3 separate regions of the Mus musculus genome follow, and all the other regions are linked to region 1. Evidence: chromatin loops called from intact Hi-C (ENCODE). Cell type or tissue: heart. All regions are shown on one strand.

Region 1 (4,000 bases):
TGGAGCCCAGACACACAGAGAAGTGGGGAAGCTGGGACTGGTGGACTCTGAAGGAAATCTACAGTATCCCAAAAGCTTAGCATGGTTATTAGAAACAGTTGAACAGATAATCAAGGTCATTGTATCAAAGAGGCAGAGTAGTTACAGACAGCCGAACAGGAGGCGGGGTTATTATAGACAGACGAACAAGGAGGTGAGGTTATGGAAATACAGCCGAAGAGGGAGGTGGGGTTGTATACAGATGAACAAGGAGGTGGGGTTATTACAAACAGATGAACAAGGAGGCAGCTGTAGCTAATCTCAGTAGGAGCGGTCTCTGCAGGGGAGCAGCCTTCAGGTAAAAAACACTCAGGGGGAGAAATGGTGGGCATTTTCTACACATATTGTCAACATCTGCACATGGACCAGAGGAAGGATTTACTGCCCCTCTGAGCCTGGACCCACCCCTGGTGTTGGTGTGTGTGTGGTGTGTGAGTGTGTGTGCAGGTGCCATTTCCCTATAGGTCTGAGGCTCTGGTCCTTAGCATGTCCTGCTCATGTCGGTAACACACATTCACTCAGGGTTTCTTCTGCTCCCACAAATGGGAAAGATACTGGTTGAAGAGATGAGAATTATACAGAAATAAAGATAACCATGATGTGAGCATGGTAGCACACGCCTGTAATGCCAGAGGCCTGTAAAGACAGAGGCCGGCAGATCTCTGTGTTCAGGGACAGCTTGGTCTACAGAATGAGTGCCAGGACAGCCAGAGCTACACAGTGAGACCCTGTCTCAAAAAATCAAAACAAGGGGGCTGGAGAGATGGCTCAATGGTTAAGAGCACTGACTGCTCTTCCTAAGGTCCTGAGTTCAAATCCCGCAACCTCATGGTGGCTCCCAAACATCCATAATGAGATCTGATGCCCTCTTCTGATGCGTCTGAAGACAGCTACAGTGTACTTAGATATAATAAATAAATTTTTTAAAAAAATCTAAAAAAAAAAAAAAAATCAAAACAACAACAACCAGAGCTGGAGAGCCGGAGAGGAGCTGGTTCAGGAACTGTTGCTCTGATGAAACTCATTCTTCAGAAGACCTGGGTTTGATTCCTAGCACCCATAAGGTGGCTCACAACCATCTGTAACTCCAGCTTCAGGGGATCCAATCTCCTGTCCAGGCATATGCATAGTGCATACATACAGGCAAAACAGTCATATACGTTAAACATGTGTGTGCATATATAATTTGTATATATAAATAATTATATTTTTGTTTATTTTTTTACTTGTGATATATATACACACACATACACATATATATCTGTAATCAAAGAGATGGCTGTATAATTTGTATATATATAATTATATATACTGTATATTTTTTACTTGTGATATATATATATATGTATATGTATATATATATGTAATCAAAGATGTAATCAAAGAGATGGCTCAGTAGTCAAGAGTAGTTAGTTGCTAGGGCCAGGCAGTAATGGTGCACACCTTCATCCCAGCACCAGGGAAGCAGAAACAGATGGCACTTTGTGAGTTCGAGGCCAGCTTGATCTACAAAATGAGTTCCAGGACAGCCAGAGTTATATAGTGAGACCCTGTGGTTGTGGGGTGGGGAGAGATGGACCAACAAAACAAAACATAGCACACATACATACACAAAGAAAGTCACCAAAACAGATTTAATTCAAAACTAAAAAAATAAATAAATAAACCCCATGCTTTACAGAAAAAAAAAATTCACATAATAGGTATCTTTATCACATGTGAAAAATAAATAAAAGAATAAGCTGATAAAATTGCAGCAGGTGATAACAAACAATTTCTGAGACAAAGTGTCTAACATGCTCTGCCTTGAACTGGCCTTGAACTGTGACCTTCCCGTCTCAGCCTTTGAGTCAGTCCAAACTGCTACAAAGAGAGCAAAGCATTAAGGTAACAGGGTAACCAGAGTGGAAATGCCAGGGCTTTGAATACCACAAGGTTTCTTCCTCCACACAGGAAGGGCTGACATTTTGAGGCAGATCATGTCTGTTGTGGGGAGCCAACCTGTGCGGGTCAGATTAGCTGTGACACACAAAAATATCTCTAGACCTAAACTGGGCATAATTGTCCCCAGGTTGAGGACTCTCTAAGGAAGGGGGGTCCCTGAAGAAGTGCCATAGAACTGAATGCTGGCGGGAAAGCCTCAGTCAGCCTGAAGCGGACTAACAAACAAAACAGACCATGTCATCGGACAGAGGGCTTGCATATTTTAGAAACATAAGGGTGATGGCTGCAAGGGTGAGAACCATAAAGAGGTACAGAAACACAACAGTCAGTCTGGCTTGGGGAACTAAACGCAATAGGAGGCGCTGGAGAGGCGGCTCAGTTAAGAGTTCTGTCTGCACCAGGCCGGTGGTGGCGCACGCCTTTAATCCCAGCACTCAGGAGGCAGAGGCAGGCGGATTTTTGAGTTCGAGGCCAGCCTGGTCTACAAAGTGAGTTCCAGGACAGCCAGGGCTATACAGAGAAGCCCTGTCTCAAAAAAAAAAAAAAAAAAGAGAGAGAGAGAGAGAGAGAGAGCGCTCTGGCTGCTCTGCAAAGGACCAGGGTTGTTTCTCAGCTGGTCACATCTGTAACTGCCAATTCCAGGGAATCTGAAGCCCTATTCTGGCCTCCAGGAGCTAAATGCACATAAATAGTCTTTAAATTAAAAAAAGCGTAAATGTAATCATCTCATTTGTTATTTTCTAAAGGTACAGCGGAGAAAACACTTCAAGAGGAGGAAGCGGGGAGTCCTATTATGTCCCTAGTCCAAAAGATGGGGGTAGCAGAGGTGTAGAGAAACGCCGCCCGCTAGGAAGCCATTCCTATGGTAACCATCAAGTGTTCCGTATCATCAGCCCTACACTGATGACAACCTTGCTACAACTGCACAAACTACCTGTTCCTGGGGATAACATGGTAACCGGCACAGAAGAACAGGGACCACTGCTAATAGCAAAATCTCTGTATGATTTTGGACAAAACAGTCACACCCCTGCGCTCCACAGTAAATCTTTCGAGATCACTGTCATTGCTAAAACTTGTACACTCACACCCGAGAGCAGCAAGGGCCAGCTGCCCTGACCTCCCCGGTGGATACGAACCACCAACTGCAGATTCTTTCCCTAGCTCCTCTGTCACCTGACCAGGCTGTCTCCTAGCTGGGTTGGTCTCCAGACCCAGTTCAGAAACCAATGCCTCAATTTACCCGTCCGCACTCGAGACGGAGTAGTCGAGGGGCTTCCTGCCACGCTTTGAAGCCAGCCTTCCTGCACCAGGCCCGGAAGCTCCAAACACGGTTCGAGGCCTCCTTCAGTCCACGTTCCCGGAGATGGGGCTGGAGATTGCCCGCCGCCGGCAACGCGGCCGCCTCACCCCTCTCACCCCTGTCGAAGTCCATCTCCTCCAGCGTCTGCTGTACCCCGGGCACCGCACTAGGGTGAGAGCAGCAGGAGCCATCCGCGCAAAGGTGCGGCGCCGCCATCCCGGCGGCCGGGACTGCAGCCAAGCGCTCCTACGAAATGCCCACCCCTCCGTCCCAGGTTGACCACTCGACGTCCGTAGTTGACCTTCGAGTCCCGCCTCCTCGCCCCAGGCCAACCAATCCTGCATTTAGACCTTAGCTTAGCAACCAATGAAAGTGGTGAGGTGTGGCTGGATAGACTGAGCCTTGCTGCTTTGCTACCACGGGAGGGCGCCCAAGGCTAACTAAGCACAAGGAAGAGCAAAGGCTCGGGAATCCGTTGAGCTCCCCGGGAGGAGGCAGGACAGTTCGTGCAGCCTCGCCTTGTAGGGTGAGGGGACCAGGCAGCTTGGCCTGTCTGGTAGTGTTTATGTCGCATTCGCCAGAACCGAGGCCTCGCAGGTTCCCCAGGGCACAAGGACTCTAGACGCGGCCCATAGTCCCTCTCTCATCTCCCAAGCATCACTTGAGCTGTAGGCCATCCATGGTCAGATCAGTGACCCGCCAGAAAGCTACTAA
Region 2 (4,000 bases), 200 kb after region 1:
GTTTTGTTTTGTTTTGTTTTGTTTTTCTAGAAAGCCAGGGTCATTTAGAATGTGGGATCCTTGTCTGAGGCGCTGCCCCTGCTGGGTCCTGAGGCTGTCCTAGGTTAATCTAATCTCCTAGGGGTCTGGCTTCTTCCTTCTTGTTGGGTTGACTGAGCCTGCACTTGTTGATAGTGGGGAGAGGCTGAGCCCATGCTGGTACCGTGCCCACTATACCTGTCCATACAGCCGCTCCGTCTACCCTGTTATTCCTTCCTCACTTTCAGGAATTAACCACCAAGCCTGGCAACTGTAGTCCAATCCTCCAGACCCTCCTGGCAGGACAAGAGAACGGACTCCCACAAATTGGCTACACTCGTGCATAGCGAGTGTAGGCGCACTTACATACACACACAGACACACAAAATAAAGAAAATGTAATGTTAAACTTGCTAGTGCTGAATTTTTGCAGCATAGCCCTCAGAGATACTCCTCATGGACCTGGGAGGAAGGTTTGGGCTCCGGTTTTACCCCCTAACCCAAGACAGCCCTTGGGCAGCACTCTCTGCCTGTGTTGCCCAATCTCTTCAGCATTCGTCACTCGGACGCTCCTTCCTCTCAACGTATCTTTTCTCCCAAGTCTTCAAACCCTCCCCTTCCTCTGACCAGATTATAAATGGAATCAGAGACGCCCCACTCCCCAAGTCTACAAATGTCAGCTGGCATTCCAAAGCCAGCCTTGTGATCTCTCAAAGTCCCCAGAGGGTTGTCAGAAGTCAAGGCCATCTCTGGCACCATCTACACAGGATGACAGTCAGGAATCTTTCAAATCACAATCTTGGTCAGTTTTTCATCACTGTGGCAAATATGTGAGAGGAGCAAATTCAAGAGCTTATCTTGGCTCTGGATTTCAGAGGTGCCAGTCTATGGTCAGCTGTCCCCTTGATCTGAGGCTCTGATAAGGCAGAAAGCATGGTGGAGAACAGCCACTGACTACATGCTGGCCGGAAGTAGAGGAAAATGCCTCCCCTCATTGGCTGGCTCCCTCCTTTCCTATTTTTATTCTGTGTGGGTTCTTAGCCTTTTGGAGAGTGCCACCCAAATTCAAGATGAATCTCTGCCTTCTGTCACTGTCTCACATGTCAGCCATGGGAACACTCTCACATACACACACACACACACACACACACACGAGCACTCATTCTAATCTCCTGTGTGTGTCTCCGTTGTATCAAGATCACAGTCAAGATGACCAATCATGCTTACACACACAAGGCAGACTGAATCTGCAGTAGAATTTCTAAAAGCTTGTGGGGCAGGAAGAAGGGGGCAATAGAGAGTTATTTTGGCCACTGCCAGGTGAGTAGCTGTAATTCAAATACTCTGCCCTTTGCTGTCCAGTTTCCGGTGCCGGAGATTTAATCCGGTGTCTCCAGCCTGTTAAACAATTGGGTTACCACTGAACTACACTGTCCGTGATTCTCCAAGCCTTTGAAGTCGGACGTTCCTGCCTCCTCTCCACCTCCTCCTCCTCGCTCTGCCTCCCCACGGACCTCACCTCCTGTCTTCTTACTTCCTGCACCCTATGGTTTGTTCATTCTTCTTCATGAACGTGCTGCTGCTTGTCAGCCCACACCCTCTGAATCTCAGCTTGTCACTGGCGGCAAGGCCTGTCCCTTCCCCCGCTGGACTTTTGAAGCCAGTGGCTGAGGTGCTAGTATGTATACTTCTGCTCTGAGCAAGGCCGCCCACCGGATTGTCCTGGTTGCTAGTCACCTGTCAGGGATGGATTCAGGCCTCCTCTAGCTTCTGCTCTTGTGTCTTCCTACCTAGGTGCCTCCAGGGAGAGTCTGCCGTGCGGACAGCTGCTGAGCTTCCTGCAGAAGAATATCATCTCTGCTACCGTTGCCATGGCAGCAGTCCTCCTGGTGACGGTGCTGGTGGTGTTCACACTGGTCACATATAAAAGGCGGAGACAGACAAAGTGAGTGGCTCTTGGCATCTGTCTGCTAAGAATTCGAGAAGTTGGGTGGTGGAGAGATGGCTCAGGTTCCGTTCTGCACAGGTGGGTCATAACCACTTTCCGTTCCAGTTTTAGGAGAATCCAGTGCCCTCTTCTGGCCTCCCAGGGCACTGCATGCATTCGGTACATGCTGGCGAAACACCCATACATGCAAGTTAATGTAAGTGGGTTTTGCCAGGCAGTGGTGGCGCACGCCTTTAATCCCAGCACTTGGGAGGCAGATTCAGGTGGGTTTCAGAGTTTGAGGACAGCCTGGTCTACAGAGTGAGTTTCAGGACAGCCAGGGCTACACAGAGAAACCCTGTCTCAAACTCCCCACCCCCCCAAAAGTGGGTTTTGTTGTTGTTTTTAAGCAAACAAATGACTCAAGGAGTTTGAAGCACAGTTGCTTTTTACAGATCACAGATGTTGGGAAGACAGGAATGTCTTCCTGTTATGTCTTGGCATCTCCTAGCATGGTCAATAAAAGTTCCCAGGTGATGGGTTTCAGCCACTATCTGACAATTCTGAGGCACTCTGAAACTCTGGAGTCCCTGACTTACTTCTCAAGGCCACACAGATTAGCCAGGTTTCCTCATACCAAGAGGAAACTGGAGGGGAGATGGCAGAGCTTCTGGTTAGAAGACTGGAAACTAATCTATTCCCCTCCCCCTCCCCCTGAAACAGAGTTTCTCTGTGTAGCTCTGGCCGTCCCAGAACTCACTTTGTAGACCAGGCTGGCCTTCAACTCAGAGATCTACCTGCTTCTGCCTCTGGGATGCTGGGTCTAAAGGTGTGCGACATCACACCTGGCTACAGACTCTAGATGCAAAAAAGGCAAAGCACGGCTATGAGAAGGTGCAGAGTGGGGGGGGGTGGATGTGGGGAGAGAGCGAGGCTGAATCCAGTCAGTGTATGCTGGTTTGCCTGTGCTGACTAGACTTCCTCTAGTAGACTGTCTCTGTCTTCCTAGACACTCTCACGATCCTGTCAACAATGGGTTAATGCCTGGCACAGCAGGAACCTCAAGGGGGCAAAGACAGGGTTTAGGCACAGACAGGGACCTTAGGCAGACAGCAGAAGCAAATAACTTGAAAGAACAGCATATGCGCCCCTCTGCATCCTCTGAGACACACATTCCTGATGGCAGCCAGCTACAGGCCACCTCCTGTGGTGACACTCATCTTGTCACCCTTTGTTTTGGGTCTGAGGCTGTGGTAGTTAACTTTCTCCTTGAGAGCTTATCACTCCCTTCTCTAAGTGCCAAGGCCTCTGGCACGTAGTCCACCCAAGCAGACTAGCCAACAGCTACCTCACGTCCAGCTTACTCTTCTGAGACAGGGTTGGGGAACCTGGATTTGAGGGGTCTGAAATTAAGCTTGGCTCACCTTACAGACCTGACCAGGGCCCATCCTTGGATCAGTTATTTTCTCTTGGAAAAAAACTGGTTAGGATGAGCGGGGGTGGGGTTGGGGGTGGGTGTGTGTGTTGGGGTGGGGGGGGGTGGGGAGAAAAGCAAGCAATGGAGGCGTTTCCTAGAGGCACCTTGTGACCCTGGGTCAGAGGGCCTGTCATTCAGGACAGACCTTCCCTGAGGTAATAGAATTCAGATCCATCAGAAACCGCAGTGGCCCTCCTGTGTGTTTAGTGAGCCGTGTGGTGGTTTGTTTTCTTCATGTTAGGTATCCTCCAGCGAACATGACATACAATATTTTTATAATGAATGGGAAGTCTTTGTGGCAAAATTCCCAAGATAAGGACCTCAAAAAATTCATGGGAAAGCCGAAGCACCTGAAGTACAATTCCTTCGTCTGAGCCGGTGGAGGGGCCAGCAAACGGCCACCCAGCCACTGCCAGAGAGTTCTTTTGCGCTACCCGGATAGAAGTCCAAGGTAGGCAAGAAACTCTTCTAAAGCTGGTCTCTGGAAATGTGGGCTTCACATCAGTGCGGGTGGGTGGAAGCAGTGGCGGGTGGCGCCCCCTAGCGATAAGTCTCGTGTACGCCTCTCGTGTGGGCAT
Region 3 (4,000 bases), 190 kb after region 1:
CTAAAATGAGTATTTCTAATATCCTTGACTTTGTTTCCTATCAATATCATGCCAACGATATGTTAAATACAATTGGGCATCTCATCGGTAGAAAACTAGACATACCTTGAGCGAGGCCTGGAGACAATGGCCTAAGGAGTGGGCGAGGGCCAGAACGTCTACTTTTCCCTTGTTACCTGTGTCTGCAAAGCCGCCATGTCCAAGAAAAGATAACAAATCTGAAACATGAAGCTTTTCACTAAACAGTTTTTAGATACAATCAGCCTATTTTTCCCTGGAGTGGCTACCAGTTGTCTCAGTGCCATTTATTAGAAAGTCCATCGTAATGACAGTGGTCTGATATGTTTCCTTTATCATGGAGTAACACCCCCCCACACACACTCTGGGGTTCTATCTGAGCTTCCTATTCATCTCCTTGTGTAACATCATCACACAGTTTTAATAGGGGGCTTAATATTTTAATATTTTGCTTAAACATCTAGTAGAACCCTTTATAGTTTCTGGGTTTTTTCCCCCCAGTGGTTTTCTGGCCATTTTGTATAATACTTTTTCCATATAAACTTTAACACCATTCTAATTTTATTAAAAGCTTGTTTGTATTTTTCTCCATCATTTTGGAAAAACCGGTGTTGAATTATCCCAGGCTAGAAATGAAGATACCATGGACAAATTATCAAGCATGTCTTTGCCTTCTTCAGTGTGTTCCCTATTTTTATCTAGCTATAGGAATATATATATGTCTGTCTGTCTATCTATCTATCATCTACCTATGTCTGTGTGTATGTATATCTATATGTATGTATATATATGTTTCTATGTGTATATATATCTTTATGTGTGTATAAGAATGTTTATTTGCTAAATTATACTTTTATGTATTGTTATTGCAAGTGAAGATTTCCCTATTATTCTATATGCTACTAAATTAAAATTTTGGTAGGGGGCTGGTGAGATGGCTCAGTGGGTAAGAGCACCCGACTGCTCTTCCGAAGGTCTGGAGTTCAAATCCCAGCAACCACATGGTGGCTCACAACCATCTGTAACAAGATCTGACGCGCCCTCTTCTGGAGTGTCTTAAGACAGCTACAGTGTACTTACATATAATAAATAAATAAATAAATAAATAAATAAATAAATCTTAAAAAAAATTTTTGGTAGGAAGAAAACTGGTTTATGCATGGTCATTTCCTATTCTTAGAACATCTGTGCTGGTTGGTTTTGTCATCCTGACACAAACTTGAGTGTGACCTGGGAAGAGGGAACTTCAACTGAGGGATTGCCTCCATCAGATTGGCTCATGGGCATGTCTGGTGGTGGTGGGGGGGACATTTTCTTTTTTCTAACCAATGCAGGAGGGTCCAGAGGGCTGTGGTCCTGGGTTGTGCAAAAAGGCGAGTGAGTAAGCAGCATGCCGGCATGCTGCTGTGGTCTCTGCCTCAGTCCTGCCTCCAGGTTCCTGCCTCGGTTTCCTGGGATGATGGACTGTAAGCTGTGAGCCGTGTGAACCCTTTTGTTCTCCAGTTGCTCTCACCCATGATGTTTATCACAGCATTGGAGAAGCAAACTAAGACTGGACCTTACTCGATTCTTGTATATTAATATGAATATGTGTGTGTGTATGGTATGGCATCTGCAGATATAATTTTACTTTACAAATTACAGAGTCTCTCACCCATACTCGTTAATTACGTTGTTACTATCTCTAAGACAATCTTTATGAGCAGTGGAAATACAGTTATACTCTGTCTAGTACCTCTCTCAGCAGGAAATGCTTGTACTGTTTTCTGAGTAAGTTAGAAGTTATGGGACTAATATAAGAAAGATTATCTATCTATCTATCTATCTATCTATCTATCTATCTATCTATCTATCTATCATCTATCCCCCTCTCTACCCAAACACATACAGAAGTATGTACATATATCTACATATTGAGAATGAATTCTTCAATTTCTATTTGCTGTGGTAGGCTTGTTTTTCAAGATCTATGTATTTTTATGGGTATGTTGAGTATCTGCATGTATGTCATCTCACTGATCCTGATAGTCGTCATTTATGTAGTCTATGCTTCAATGACAATAAGGCAGATGATAGCACTGTTTAGTACAGGTTAGACACTGCCCCATGGAGGCATTAGGGCATATGAAGTGCTGATCTGAATGTTATTTACTAAATGGATCTGGGGGTGACCGGCACAATAGTAATCGCTATTGTGCCAACAGAGTGAGCACTCACCGGCTGTCAGCTCTTGGAGTTTTCTTCTGTATTTATTCATTTTATCTCCACAGCGATCTGGGGTGGCAGCGTTGTAACTGATGTGGCAACATTGTTACTGTGTGTGGCCACACTGTTACTCCGTGTGAGTTTCCTATCTAGGGGATGGTTAAATAACCTGGTGCAAGTCTAATGTCCAGCAGGGGGCAGTGCTGACCCACAAATAGAGAATGACAGGGATAGCAGTTAAGTCTAGTTGGTGTTTTGTTTTGCAGACATCAGCCAGAGCAACATAATCCAGGTGTTATCTTTAGACACTTACCCCAGTGTCCCTGGGTGGGAAGCTCTGTCTCCAGTCAACCTGCCTTTGGCTGAATGACTGATGGTGTCAGAATATTTGTCATTGAGCAGCAGCAAAGACAGTGTTTTTTCCCTTCTAAAGCATTTAGAGTATGAGATAGTTTTTAAATATGGGTGCTTGTTTCTTGCCCTCTATTGTTTCTCTAGCAGGAGCCAGGTGCTCTGTTGGGCTCAGCTCCCCGATACAAATTTGATATCTCATCTTAAACCTTAAGGAAGTTCCTAACCTGCCTTCTTGATAGGTTTTTCTGGAATATTTGCCCAGGAGTATAGAAGACCTCACTTTAGTGTCACTTTAATAAGCATATTGATATTTTCCTCCCTTATAGAGCCTTGTTTATAGAGCACATGGCCACAATCTTAAGTACACACTGGCCTTCTTTTCCTTCCTCTTTCTTCCTAGAACCCAAGGTATGTAGTTGGCTACCTACATTAGGTTTGAAGCCAATTAATACCAAACTGATTTTCACAATATAAACTGATTATTTGTGCTGGTGAGATAGCGGCACTGGTAAAAATGCTTGCTGCACAATAGAAGAATCTGAGGTCTCGGATCCCCAGTACCCATGTGAGAAGCTGGGTACTGTGGCCCGCACCTCCATTCCGGTGCTAGGGCAGCAGAGATGGTCTATTGGCTAGTCCCTATAGTCAGTTTATGAATTCCTGTGAGAAACCCTGTCTCAAAAAATAATGTGGAGATCTGGAGAGATGGTGTAGCAATTAAAAGTGCTTATCACTCTTGCAGAGAACCTGAGTTTGATTCTGAGCACATACGGCAGAAATATGTTTATATTGTGAGTATAGCTGTTTTGTCTGTGTGTGTCTGTGCACTGTGGGAGCACCTGGGGCCCGAGGAGGCCAGAAAAGGGGTATTGGATTTCTTCTGGGGCTGGAGTTACAGATGGTTGTTGGGTGCCATGCGGGTACTGGGAACTGAATCCAGCTCCTCTGGAAGAGCAGCCAGTGCCCTTAGCCGCTGAGCCCCACACCTTTAAAGGTTGTTTTAATGTTAAATTAACTTGTATTTTATGTACATGGGTGTTTTGCCTGCATGCAAGCCTGTGCATCATATGCATGTCCGGTGCCCATGGAAGCCAGAAGAGGGTGCAAGATAGCCTGGAAGTGGAGATAGAAATGGTTGTGAGCTGACATGTAGGTGCTGGGAACCAAACTCAGGTCCTCTGCAAGAATATCAAGTGCTCTTAACTGTTGAGCCATTTTTTCTGGTTTAAAAAAAATTAAATCATGTTATGTTATGTTATGTTATATTATTTGTGTGTGTGTGTGTGTGTGTGAGAGAGAGAGAGAGAGAGGGAGAGAGAGAGAGAGAGAGAGAGCCCAGTGTACCTGGGAGGTCTCAGGAGCCTGTTCTTTCTTTATATCCTGTGGATGCTGGACCTTGAACTTAGGTTGTCAGGCTTGGCGG

Evidence for each region. Peaks named below come from ENCODE experiments on the same cell type or tissue, not always from the same donor. Only the 100,000 strongest peaks of a DNase experiment are listed, where the experiment ranks them.
Region 2: it touches region 1 in a loop (5-fold over the local background); 7 of 42 quality-filtered maps call a loop at or near these places.
Region 3: it touches region 1 in a loop (2.8-fold over the local background); 7 of 42 quality-filtered maps call a loop at or near these places.

Annotation. Positions count from the first base shown.
Region 1 is chr1:36,543,684-36,547,683 of GRCm38, forward strand. It overlaps Ankrd39 (ankyrin repeat domain 39), which reads right to left and starts at 3,569. Exons shown (of 4, transcript NM_026241.4): 1 at 3,403-3,569. The coding sequence starts at 3,502. In heart, a CTCF peak has its summit at 2,333; a DNase peak (open chromatin) is centred at 3,638; H3K4me3 peaks cover 1,475 bases; H3K27ac peaks cover 1,110 bases.
Region 2 is chr1:36,742,699-36,746,698 of GRCm38, forward strand. 4933424G06Rik (RIKEN cDNA 4933424G06 gene) reads left to right here. Exons shown (of 9, transcript NM_001374322.1): 7 at 1,813-1,963; 8 at 3,664-3,873. The coding sequence ends at 3,796. It overlaps Gm33533 (a long non-coding RNA gene), which reads right to left and starts at 2,094. Exons shown (of 7, transcript XR_865346.3): 1 at 1,756-2,094. In heart, CTCF peaks have their summits at 2,101 (motif pointing left) and 3,957 (motif pointing left); no DNase peak of the experiment used is centred here; H3K4me3 peaks cover 467 bases; H3K27me3 peaks cover 750 bases.
Region 3 is chr1:36,735,092-36,739,091 of GRCm38, forward strand. The region is part of intron 5 of 4933424G06Rik (RIKEN cDNA 4933424G06 gene); the gene reads left to right. It overlaps Gm33533 (a long non-coding RNA gene), which reads right to left. Exons shown (of 7, transcript XR_865346.3): 2 at 3,922-4,000; 3 at 106-182. Among named protein-coding and RNA genes, the nearest start is that of Gm33533, 7.7 kb to the right of the region's middle. In heart, a CTCF peak has its summit at 2,414 (motif pointing right); a DNase peak (open chromatin) is centred at 2,410.